Linked DNA regions of Homo sapiens: region 1 is linked to region 2. A link is a contact called in ENCODE Hi-C or POLR2A ChIA-PET data. All regions are on one chromosome and are shown on one strand. The core of a region is the stretch at or near the end of the contact, and the rest is flanking DNA. Distances in the headings are between cores, read along the strand shown.

Region 1 (6,771 bases), core at 3,719-6,218, 5.7 Mb before region 2:
ATATGGCACATATTTTACATAATTTTTATCTAAAGGGCTCTCATTTGCCTAAGACTGACAATACAAAGAAAGGCTTATTGAAAGACACTTCCCTTTGAAAATAACCCCACTCAGGGTAGAAATAAAGGTGGACAAAAATGCCAGTCAACTACTTAAATGTCAGTATTTGTAAAATTCCTTAAAATTCACAGTATTTTGACTTTTGGAAGCGCTCTAACATTGAGGTACCTGCAGGTCTTGGCAATTCAGCATTTTAGATATTTATTTTAGTTTATATGTGTTTTGCTTTACTCCGTTTGTTTTCAGTTTTTTCTCACTCGATACAGTGGCATGACCACAGCTCTCTGCCTTTCCCTTTTTCCTAGGATGTGCATGTGCTTGTGTTTTGGAGGCCTTACAGGAATCTGCTGAGTCCAGAATCACAGCTGCCTGTTTGGGAACTCGAATGTGACCGCTGGTTTCCACCTTAGAGCTGCTTCCACTGCCGGACAGATCCCAGCGCTGCAGCTTCGTACTCTTACTTGATTTCTTTTTCTTTTCTTCTGTCCTCATTTCAAGGGTTTGCCTCTGAGAACAAAACCTGGTACCACCAAGCACATCAATGGGTCTAGGGGAAGTCTCAAATGCATAATGTGATGGGTGGATTTCTTCATGGTGAAAAGCTTTCTTTCGGGAAGGGCCTGACTTTGAAGCCCCTTCCTGGTGAGGTAGTGGCTTGGACAGAGCACTAGCAATTAGCTTACTTCTCCCAGGGCTTTTCAGTGCCCCTGAGGTCCCAGGGGCAGTGGGGGGCCTTGCTTTGCCCCCCTTTGCTTTTTCACACTGTACAGTCTGGACTTGCAGCCACTCAAGCTGAATAAGTCTATCGATATACTTCCCAAGAAGTCCTCCCACTCGGGGCACGGCTTCCGTTTTGTTCTCTGCGTTCAGAAGCAGGGCCATATCTCGTAGGTCCCAGGAGCTGAAAGGGGATGGAAGGAAATTAGGATAATAGTATTCAGGTTTTGTATGGCCCTGACCAGGGTGAAGATCAAAGTAAACTGGATCAATTTCTTCAGCTCGAAGATTGAGATCTGGAGGTGTGAGGGGAGAAGGAGGAATGGGAATTCTTTCCGAATCAGAGAGATCACTTGCACTGTCCTCATCAGCATTCTCTTTAATAATTTTCATTGACTGAAAATCAAGAAACAGTTTATTCCCTGAGGCCCCCTGACACCTGGAACCGAGTGGATTCCTTTTGCGTCTTGCTTCCGGGGAAATGCTTTCTTTAAGTTTTTCTTCAGTAGGCTGGGTGACAGCTGTGAGGCTGCTTCTCGGCTGGGAAGAAGCGTGGGGTACTTGGGATTTACTCTGCCTTTTTCCTGAAGAATTCTTTGAATGTTGCACTTTATTCCAAGATGGGCCAGCATTCATATTGCTGTGAGAAAATAAAACTGCAATTCTTACCACATATGACAAAAAATGGTCTGGCTATAATTAAACAAACAAAAAGAATCTTCTAGTTGTACTTTTTTTTGTCTCAGCTATTAGTAGGCATTAGAAAATGTCAGCTTCCAAACTCCTTAAAGCATAAGTAATTTTACAGAACATTTTCCCATATAATACTCTATTTGAGATACATTATATAATGCATGTGACAAAAGAGAATGCACAGTTTCCATTTTATATCAAATATTAGCATTTAGGAAAAACATTAACATTTCTCAAAGTGCTTGTTTCATACTTTCGTGTGTACTTTAAAAAAAAAACATTAGTTTGGAAAAAATCAGTCGTAGAACTCTGGAATTGTTACCATCAAAAGCATTTAATAACATTCAGAAGTAAAAACAGTTTTATTTTATACACCTATTTTAAATTAAGTGTAAATATCAAATAAACATGCAAGTTTTGCAGTTTAATCACTGATTGGTGGCGATTCTGAGCTGAGTGAAATTTTAATATATAAAAGTATTGCACATACAAACCTGTACCTTAAATCAAAAGCTTGTTACAATGTTTTCAAACAGAAAACACATTTGGGAAAATTGTGTTTAAAGAACAGAAATAAAATCATATGGTGCCCTGTAACACATATGAATGAAAACACAGGGTCTTAGTGTTACCTTGTGAATAGCAGGTAAAGGGAATAATGAATACTGTGTGCATTATGAGTATAGAAACTAATTCTCTCTGGCATAATTTATTCTGATGCTGAATCTCACATCAGAGTTGAAAATATCCTCTTTTCAATTTATTTACCAAGAACGTGGCATTTAAGATTAATAATACTTCTCTGTAATATAAGTCAGATAGAATGAATAGAAATGGGTGGTAAACATGCTTTCTGGAAACTTCAGAGGTTCATTTGCCCAGTGGTTTCAAACAACCTAAGCAACTATTTGAATACGTGCTACATTTTAATTAATAAATATGCAGGACATTAAATCATTGCCAATAGTACAACGTGTGCTCAATAAATGTTGAATAAATGAAGAAATGAAGGAATCTCCATTATTCAGAATTCATAACACTGTTAAAACATTTTGTTCCTGCCTGTCAGTATGCATCCATAAAAATTAATTATTGTCACTATCCTTTTATATAAAAGGAAACTAACATAGAAAAGTGATTAAAGGACTTACTCAAAATTATAATTCTGCTAACAACTGCCAGAATTATGACCGTTGGAATCCTTATCCACTATTATGCTTAAACCACTTTTCTATTCATTTCTGCTAGAAAAAAATTATAAATGTATATTTCTTATCTATAGACATACTTTTTTCCCCACTCCACATATTCAATCTGGACAACAGAGATAATGAGTCTTTTGCAAGATAAAGCAATTATACTAAAACTATTTACCTGCTTTTCTGATGAGATTCATTCACCCTATTCCTCTTCTTGAAAAAATCACGTGGCTGATCATCATCTCGGGTTTGATGGACTGTCTAAAAACAGGGATGCAGTAATAAACACTGTGAACATGTACACAAGAAACAAGCAAGCAAACAAACAAAAATCCCAGAATAAATCTAAGTCAGATTTTTCTTCTAAGTTTACATTACCTTTCCTGTAGTGCTCAAAATATTCTTGCTCAATCTGCTGGAAGATGATGACAGCTGGGGAGGTGACTTCTTTATTCCTCTTATATTTGGAAAGGTCTCCTCACCACCGGAACTAGAAGCAACAGAATACTGTCAGTAACTATTGATTGCAAATGGTCCTACCACCAGTATCGGGTTGGTTTTTCACTTGTTTTTTAATACTTGTATAATATTGAAATATTAAGGCTGTGATCATATAGTGGTTTGCACTCTAGGTTATGAAATACTGGGGAAGGGAGACATTGTCTTATGCTTACAGCTTTGTCTTTTCTGCTTATTACAGTAGATATTAGAGACAGGATCACAGGATCACACTACTATAAATACTGTGAATGGATTCCATCTCTCTCTCTCTCTCCCTGTTCACACACAGGTATAATCTTCCTTGGAAATAATATGTTGAAGAAATCTGGAAGGCTAAATAAGGTCAGGTCTTATTACAGCGTTCAATCATTGCATTGCCCAATCATTCATTCATGCAACAAATAATTACAGGAGTACCCAGAAAAATGGCAATGATTATGCACGTCCCTGTTCAGAAGGAGCTTAAACTCTAGGAGGAACGTTCCCATTCAATTTTTCGGCCTTCTCTATCACATCAATCCATTATAAGACTTTCCATATATTCATACATATTACATATTATATATCATCTCTTTATGAAGCATTGTTGACCTATACCACATATTGCTGTTATTCCCCTCTCATTTTGAGTGGCCTATTAAAAGTGCACTGAATGGAAATTGGATACTTCTCTTTCCCGTATCACCTGTCTCTGTAAAATAAAAGAGATGATTATAGAAGATTTTTATTTTCTTCCTGAAACTTTCCTGTATTTTTCCCACATTAATCATGTAAGCCTTTTTAGTTAGCTTACATCCAATGATAAATAAAATCATTCTCTCACATTTCATGAATTATACCACAATCAACAGCCTTGACTCATTTTAGATGCAACGAATGTTCTTGAATCAACCCCCTTTCATTAGTCTGGTTTTCTTTCTGCTTTGTCCCTCTGGACAATAAAAAGGAACCTTCTTAATGGAATGGCTGGCCCCAAACTGCTCTCTGGAAAGTGCACTTGCATCTTTTCTACTTCATTTCACCTGGTATGCTTTACACCAAAGGCTGTGGGGTTTTGTGCTCAAAGCTACCGGGTGAGAGACACGAATGCCTGCAGGGTTCTAAATAGGCAGAAAACAAGCTCCAGGCCTTGCTGGTGTTTCTGGCTTGCTTGGAAACAAAGCTAAAAGTCGGAGATTCTGGCTACAAATATGCTCCCCAAGCGCCAGAGGCTGATTAAGGGCAGCTGCAGAAGTCATCAGCGGGTAATAACTCTTGTTCCCCTGTCTTCCTCTCTGGCGCGGAGTCCAGGAAGACAACAGCAGCACCTCCCCTCCCCACCCTCAAGGGAATCTGCTGGCCATTCGGTGCGGCAAAGCATTCTGGGTGATGTGGACATGACGCTGCTCCTCTACGCAGTGAGGCTCCCTCGGTCTGACCAAGGGTCCAGGTTGCAGTGAACCTGTCCAAAGTGTGGGCTGGCCTCGATGTTTAAAATTAGCCTGAGACCAGCTCCTGGCAAGGCCGGTTTTTGCACCACCGCTCCCCCCATCCACAACCCAGAAATCTAAGGACACGCAGCATGCATTTTCCTTGTCCTCCGTTTGTGCAGACAAAGTCTATGATCGATAGGCGCGCAATCCAGGCAGACGTAAACAGAAATTGATCAGACCTGTTTCGCGACTGCAGCGGACACGTGACGAGGCTGCCAGCCTTCCTTCCTCTCCGGCGCCCGCGCGGGGACGCCCGGCTGCGGCGCGCTGCGGCAGGGGAGCTGGAGGCGGAGGCGCGCAGCTCCGCTGAGCTCCCTGGCTGAGCTGAGGCCGGCGGGGGCCCGCCTGCAGGCGGCGTCACGAGGGGCGGGGCGGAGGCTCGCTAGGAAGTTGCACCCGGTCAAGTTGCAGCCTTGTAAGTAACGCCGCGGACCGGGAAAGTGGGAGGGGCCGCTCCCGGAACGCAGCCTTCTTGTAAGAACCTCCAAGGAAGCAAGAAGAAAAAAGAGGCGCTACCCTGCGCTCCCGGGAGGCCTCTGAAAGCTTCCACTAGAGAAAAACTCCCCACTCTTACAATTTCTTTAACCGCAAGAAGCGGAGGACCTGGACAAGGACTCGAGGAGCAAGGTGGCGAACCAAGGGTAGGGCGCACCGGGCCCGAGAGGTCCCCCGCAGGTTGCAGATACGGTGGACTCTCTGCGGCTTCTGAGCACGGAGGGAGCTGTCGCGGGGTCGGGAGGTCGTCTCTCATCCCTGCCTCATCTTCCGACGGCCGGCGGGGCCATGTCCAGAGGCCCGAGCTCCGCGGTCCTGCCTAGCGCCCTGGGATCCCGGAAGCTCGGCCCCCGGAGCCTCAGCTGCCTGTCGGACCTGGACGGCGGCGTGGCCCTGGAGCCGCGGGCCTGTAGGCCCCCTGGGAGCCCGGGCCGCGCGCCGCCGCCAACGCCAGCGCCGTCGGGCTGCGACCCCCGCCTGCGGCCCATCATCCTGCGGCGGGCGCGCTCACTGCCCAGCTCCCCCGAGCGCCGCCAGAAGGCCGCGGGCGCGCCGGGCGCTGCGTGTCGGCCGGGCTGCAGCCAGAAGCTCCGCGTGCGCTTCGCCGACGCCCTGGGCTTGGAGCTGGCACAGGTCAAGGTGTTCAACGCGGGAGACGACCCGTCCGTGCCGCTGCACGTGCTGTCGCGGCTCGCAATCAACTCGGACCTGTGCTGCAGCAGCCAGGACCTGGAGTTCACCCTGCATTGCCTGGTGCCCGATTTCCCGCCGCCCGTCGAGGCCGCCGACTTTGGCGAGCGCCTGCAGCGGCAGCTCGTGTGCCTGGAGCGTGTCACTTGCTCGGACCTTGGCATCAGCGGTACGGTGCGCGTGTGCAACGTGGCCTTCGAGAAGCAGGTGGCTGTGCGCTACACTTTCTCGGGCTGGCGCAGTACCCACGAGGCGGTGGCGCGGTGGCGCGGGCCCGCAGGCCCCGAGGGCACGGAGGACGTTTTCACCTTCGGCTTTCCAGTACCGCCCTTCCTGCTGGAGCTCGGCTCCCGCGTGCACTTCGCGGTGCGCTACCAAGTGGCGGGTGCCGAGTACTGGGACAACAACGACCACCGAGACTACAGCCTCACATGTCGCAACCACGCGCTGCACATGCCTCGCGGGGAGTGCGAAGAGAGCTGGATCCACTTCATCTGAGCCGCGCGGGGACCGGCCACCTGGAGCCTCCACACCTAAGCTGCGCCTCCTGTCATTTCCCTGCTGGGCTCTCACATCTATCTGGTTGTTCTTCACCACCCTCCAAGTCCTCTGACCTAATTTTCTGCTGCAAGGTCCCCTGGCAGTGGCCCATCCTGTCTTCTACTTGAAACGTCTGAGTCACTTGGTCTAAAAAGTAGCCTCAGGTGGCCAGAAGGCCGAGTTGTGTAATGAGTTGGGGCAGGGTGGTGGGGTAGGTGCATGGGAGGGTGGGCCCTCTGGGGAGGCCCAAGCAGCTTGTTTTGCAAAGGCCCAAGTCCTCCTGCTAGGAAAAGCTTTTGCATGTGTCCTGAATGTGTCTCTGTAAACATAGCTGTTATTTATTATTGTGATGTTGGGACCTTTAGCCCATAGCGGATGCCTCCTCAGGAATATTCTCGATTTAA
Region 2 (6,074 bases), core at 2,987-5,486:
AGACAGTAAGATGTCAGTGCCTTTGATGGCTAACAGAGGCTTCTGTTTTAGTCTCACTGTCCTAGAACATTCCTACATTTCTTGAAGCTGCATTTTGGCAAGAAGTGGGTAATTTTTTTTTTTTTTTGGTGAGACAGAGTCTCACTCTGTCGCCCAGGCTGAAGTGCAGTAGCATGATCTTGGCTCACTGCAACCTCCACTTCCCGGGTTCAAGCCATTCTCCTGCCTCAGCCTCCCAAGTAGCTGAGATTACATGCACATGCCACCATGTCCGGCTAATTTTCGTATTTTTAGTAGAGAAGGGGTTTCACCATGTTGGCCAGGCTGGTCTTGAACTCCTAACCTCAGGTGATCCACCAGCCTCGGCCTCCCAAAGTGCTGGGATTACAGGCTTGAGCCACCACGCCCAGCCAGAAGTGGGTAATTCTTAACTGGGGGGTGGGGGTGGTCAATGGACATTGACAGGTCGATATACCCAGAGACTGTATGCAAAATGGCATGTATAGTATGTGCATCCTTCTGGAAGGTCTTCATAGCTTTCACCAGATTCTCAAAGGGATCCACAACCCCAAAAGGTTAGGAACTCCTGCCTTCAGGGAAACCAGCTGTAGCTACTCTCAAAGTCAGAAGAACTCTAGGAAGAACTCATATCCTATAGTATCTGAGGCAGCACACAGAGTGGTGGGAAGAGTCAGGCTGCAATCCAATCCAAGCAAACAGGAACCTTGGGCAAATTACCCAATTCTTTGGAACCACCTCAGGTTTCTCATCTGTAAAATGGAGAGGCTAGTTCCTACCTTATAGGGTTGATAAAATGAACATGTAGGAGAAAGCCTGATGATGGAGTCAGTCAAATGATAGCTAAGCATTTTACATCCTGAATATTGTTTATCAAAAATCATTACAAAGAACAGATCCAGATCTAGAAAGAAATTCTGCTAGGCCAAAGAGAAATATGCCTGCTCGGGATCCAAAGTAAAAATTAAAATTCCCTGGGCTCTTTTCTTGAGAACTAATATCTTACGGGATTAGAGGAGGAAACTGAACCATACTCAGTCATGCCTCACACCAAGTCTAGGTATTACACGGAGTCTGCACTGACAGCTGGGTCCCTAGAAATAAATTCTGGCCAATTTCAGTCTTTTATTTTTACTTTTAAAAACATATCTACCAAGTCTGTATGATGTAAACTTTTGCTTTGTATTTGTATTCAACCTTCTTTGTTTGTTTTTTTGTTTTTGAGACGAGTCTTGCTCTATCGCCAGGCTGGAGTGCAGTGGTGTGATCTTGGCTCACTGCGACCTCTGCCTCCCAGGTTCAAGCGATTCTCGTGCCTCAGCCTCCCGAGTAGCTGGGATTATAGGCAAACGCCATCATGCCCAGCTAATTTTTGTATTCAACTTTCATCCATGCAGTAGTTTATTTAACAATTACTGTTTCCTATACGCCATGCACTGTGACAAGAGAGCCACTATCCCACTTTCATGAATACAAATGGCAAGCATACATCCTGGTGGAGGAAGAGAGCAAAAAACAAGATGAACAAGATAATGTTCAATGGTGACAAACGTGATGATGAAAATAAAACAGCTTAGGAGTAGAAAGTTTTGGGGGCCTGGGGAGTGAAGGAGGCTTCTTTAGATAAAGGTCAAAGGTAGCCTCTCTGAGGAAAGGACATTTGTATATAGGATAATGAACAGAAATCAAAGTGCAGATCTCCTTATGGTCAAGAACTGGATCTTAGAAGGCAGAACTCTAGAGAGGAGAGGACTGAATCATCTCATCTAAACACTCTCCCCAGCAAAGTCATGACCAGTTGAGAGATACGATGTGTTACAAACGTAAAGTACTCCAGATTGTACGATTTGCTTTTAATTAAACTCAAAGGGCTATCTCTCTCTGTTTCACTCTCACTCACTGGCATACACATATGTTTTCTCCTAGTGAGGGCAAAGGGGAAAAGTGTACATGCAAGCTAATCTATCGGGAATTGTTCCTAACACTGGAAACATCTACAGGAGGACACTGCATCTATCATGTGACTCTTAAAGCCTCCAAAGTTAAAGAAGCTCCTTTATATTTTGGCCACCACCTACCCCTCTATAAGTTCTTTTCCCATCATGGCTCAAACTCTCTTCCCCTGATTATCTGCCATCGGGCCTTCCTTGTATTAAATGCACTCAGAGTCTCTGCAGATACTCCTCTCTAGAATGCTTCGCTCCCTATCCAACTCTCCCTTCCTTTCCTTACATAATCTCACAGATCTCAACTTAAATGGCACTTTCCCAGGAAAGTCTTCTCTGATCTCAAAACAGACCTCATTTTGGCCCTCATTTCATAAGCACTTTTCCTTCACAGTTCTCATCAGAGAAACTAGTTTTCTGTCTGACTATCTGAGTAATGCCTGCTCTGCCCTGGAACATACGTTCTTTGGGGCTATGAGATTAAGGGGAGAAGAGCTTTCTCACTGGTCACCACAGTTGTCTCCACTTAAAACTGAGACTACGCCATATTACGTGCCCCCGAAAATTTACTGAATCAATGAAAGGAAAAAAAAAGTTGGTAATTAGAAATTTTGCAATCAAAATCCAAGGTTCAAATCATTCTTCTGCCATTTCCTCTTCTACCATTTACTTCACCTCTCTGCACTTCAGTTTCCATACCTATAAAACGGAGTGAACCACAACTAGTATCTTCCAAGGAATTAAAGGCCATACCTAACACCAGAGGGCCCAATTTAACAAACTAGAGGTGAAGTGAATCTCACAAAGTTTCATACTTTTTTGAATCACCATGGCCCTAGACCCTACTCTGGGACACAGTAAGAATTTTTGGATGGCAGAATAGTAGGGTGAGCAACACATCCTGAGTTGGCTGGGGCTTTCCCATTTTTGGCAGTCCCTCAATTTCATATAAAAGGGGGCAATGGGTCACCCTACACCAGGCACAGATGGCATAGACTATGTGGTACTGGATAGGGGCAAAGCAAAGAAGTTCTAATGTGGTCTTAAAAGTGGAATGAACGCAAATCCCTCCAGCCAAGAGATTCTCATCAAAGACCCCCTATAGCAGTTTAAAACACAGACTCCGGAGTCAGAATGCCTGTGTTTAAATGCTAGCTTTGCCTCCGCGCCTGTTTTCTCATTGTTAAATAAGGATAAAAACAGTATCTCCCTCAAAGAACATAAAATAAACAATACACGCAAAACAACTTACAGCTGTACCTAGCACACTGTAAAGCTCCCCAAATTATCAGCCGTTATCTCCTTCCCCCTCTCCAATTTTCTTTTTCTTCTATCTGACTATCTTTACACATCTGGGAAGGCTCACGGGATTAAAAACCCCACATGGAAGTTTAGCCGGCTTAGTGGTTACACAGGCGTGCTTTGAGAAAAACAAAAACAAACCTGAGTTTGAACTCCAGCTCTGCTTCTTACTAGCTGAGTCACTTTAGGGCCTCTAACTGCTCTGTGTCTAAGTTTCTCTACCTGCAAAGTGGAGAGGAACCCATTGCACTTGCTGAGTTGCGGGGAGGATAACAGATAAACGGCCGGCTGCTGGGCCCGGCACATCTTCCATTCTCAATAAATACTGGTTTTAGCCTGAAGGACTCAGGGGCATCAAGCGTGGAAATGGGCAGCTCCAGGTTGGACACAGGGTCTCTGGGGCCTGCTAATCTGGGGATGCAGGAACCTGCTGTCCCCGTTATGAGCTGCGTAACCTCGGGCAGGTGACTCCCCATCTCTGGGCCTCAGTTTCCTCACCCGTAACCACGCTCCCAGCAGCAGCTACCCATAACCAGTGAGGCTAATGCGATCATGCCGGTGCAACGCCCGAGTCAAGGCCAACCACACTCAACGGGACCTTCGGCTTCCCACACCTCAGGGGCGAGGCCGGGGCTGCAGGTTCCTCAGACTCCCCGGGGGCACCCTCGGCATCGCGGGAGGCGGACCTGCGTCCTTCGAGGCTCCCGGCCCCAGCCCCGGCGCCCCGCCTCGGCTGGCCAGGTGCCTAGGAAAACGCTCAGGGCGCCAGGCGCGAGCAGGCCTTGCCGCGGGACCGCTCTCAGGGCCTCGGCCTCGGCCTCGGGTCCCACGCCGGGCTTCGGAGCTGCGCACCCCCAGCATCCCGCGCCCGGGCCCCAGCGGCCGAGATCCGGCGCCGCCCGAGCATCCAGAGCCCCGAGCTCCCCACTCACCGCCTTCTTCATGGTGGCCGCCATCTTGGGACTGGACTACCGCAGGCGGCGGGGAGGGCCGCAATGGCGCGCTTCGCCCCCGAGCGTTCTCTCGCTCCCGGTCGGCCTAGAACTCCCCGCAAAAATACAACACTGTCTCCACATTCCGTCCTCTTGGACTTTTGGCCAGTGAGTCCAAACGGCTGGGACGTAGGGAGGAAATGTGACCTGGAAGGACTTGGTACATGCCAATTAAAGGGACAGGCAACCCCCGTGGACCGACATAAACACGGGGGTGTGGCGAACGGCTCCGGCCGCGGGCAGCAGGGGGCGCGCCCAAGGCTCAGCGCGGCGGGGCCCAGCTGGGGCAGGATCAAAGGGCTCGGGGAATTTTTCTCCATCCGTCCCACAGACTTGCATTGAGAAAGCTAACCTACCTGTAAAACAGCTAGGAACGAATGGCCTTGGCAAATAGGGTGTGAGATTTATGTGCCATGATAATTCAGGTGGTGTAAAGGAGGTACTCCTATCTTTTAATGTAATTTTTTTTTAATTTAAATTCGGGGGGTATGTGTGCCGGTTTATTACATGGATATACTGCATGGTGCTAAGGTTTGGGTTTCTAATGATCCCGTTGCCCAAGTAGTGAACATAGTACCCCACAGGTAATTTTTCAACCCCTTTCCCCTGCCTCCTTCCCCGTTTTTGGAATCCGTAGCATTTATTGTTCCCACCTTTATGTCCACGAGTACCCAGTGTTTAGCTGTCACTCATAAGTGGGAACATGAGTGGTTGGTTTTCTGTTTCTGTGTTAATTCACTTAGGATAATGATGTCCAGCTGCATCCATGTTGCTGCAAAGGACATGATTTTGTTCTTTTTTATGGCTGCATAGTATTCCATGGTGTATATGGACCACATTTTCTTTATCCTATCCACCACTGATGGGCATCTGGGTTGATTCCATGCCTTTGCTGTTGTGACTAGGCAATCCTATTAATTAATTTACAGCAATATTACTGAACAATTACTGTATATTCTGACACTTGTGTCTCCCAATTAGTAATTTTTTTTTTTTTTTTTGCCTTAGGACCTCTTTATACTCCTGGAAATTACTGAGGACTCCAAAGAACTTTTGTTTATGTGGGTTATTTATCGATATTTGCTGTATTAGAAATTAAAGCAGAATTTTTAAAATGTATTTATTAATTCATTTAAAATAATATAAAACTCCATTCCATGGTAATAAAAATCACACTTTAAAAATAACTATATTTTCTAAGACAAAAATAAATTGAGAAGATTGTCATCATTTTACATTTTCACTGATCTCTTTAATATCAGGCTTAATGGAAGGTTACATTCTCATGTCTACTTCTGCATTCAGTCTCTCCAAATACACTGTTTAGTTGCCTAGTTGTAGGTATGAAAAACCCCAGCCTCATACAAATCATGTAGTTGGGAAAGGGAGGCCCTCATGGATCCCTGAAAAGGTCTCAGGGACCCCCGAGGTTCATGGGCCACAGCTTGAGAACTGCCCCTGACAAGCCTCCTCCTTTCTCAAAGTCCCAATTTCCTCTTTGGTTAAATGAGGGGAATGAGACCTTATAGCACCCTGTGCCCTCCCCACCGAACCACCTAGCCCGCCACGGGCATCGCCTGTTCTCCTGCCTATTCTGGGCTCTCCAGGCCCTTAGTATTGGGACTTTCCAGTGTGTAGCTCATATGTGCTCAAAAAAGTATTTGTTGAATAAAGATGTTTTTCCAGGGTTAAATCTTAGCACCGGGTCTGGCACATAGGAGATGCTCCATCAGTGATATCTGTTTATTCCAGAGCTCAATGTAAAAGCACTGCAAGAAACAAATGGTGGAGAGGGAGACAGAAATAAAGGGCAAAA

Evidence for each region. Hi-C counts contacts between places; a loop is a spot of excess contacts on that map. ChIA-PET counts read pairs that join two places held with the same protein, here RNA polymerase II (POLR2A). Pooled maps may share reads with other maps.
Region 1: a map of naive thymus-derived CD4-positive, alpha-beta T cell shows a loop between it and region 2 (22-fold over the local background). The contact joins the promoter of FAM217B here to the promoter of PFDN4 in region 2. A Hi-C loop is called at or near these places in 1 of 168 maps with a recorded cell type or tissue (naive thymus-derived CD4-positive, alpha-beta T cell) and 5 of 50 pooled maps. POLR2A ChIA-PET finds 5 or more read pairs at or near these places in 1 of 52 experiments (activated naive CD4-positive, alpha-beta T cell).

The regions. Positions count from the first base shown.
Region 1 is chr20:59,938,586-59,945,356 of GRCh38, reverse strand. FAM217B (family with sequence similarity 217 member B) reads right to left here and starts at 4,968. Exons shown (of 4, transcript NM_022106.3): 1 at 4,822-4,968; 2 at 3,048-3,159; 3 at 2,845-2,930; 4 at 1-1,417. The coding sequence starts at 1,413. The coding sequence ends at 262. PPP1R3D (protein phosphatase 1 regulatory subunit 3D) reads left to right here and starts at 5,052. Exons shown (of 1, transcript NM_006242.4): 1 at 5,052-6,771. The coding sequence starts at 5,426. The coding sequence ends at 6,325. RefSeq lists silencers at 4,731-5,110, 5,461-5,590 and an enhancer at 4,869-5,163.
Region 2 is chr20:54,206,249-54,212,322 of GRCh38, reverse strand. It overlaps PFDN4 (prefoldin subunit 4), which reads right to left and starts at 4,236. Exons shown (of 4, transcript NM_002623.4): 1 at 4,199-4,236. The coding sequence starts at 4,222. LOC124904937 (a long non-coding RNA gene) reads left to right here and starts at 4,282. Exons shown (of 2, transcript XR_007067669.1): 1 at 4,282-4,366; 2 at 5,267-5,377. RefSeq lists enhancers at 3,205-4,021, 4,162-4,481, 4,022-4,839 and a silencer at 3,902-4,171.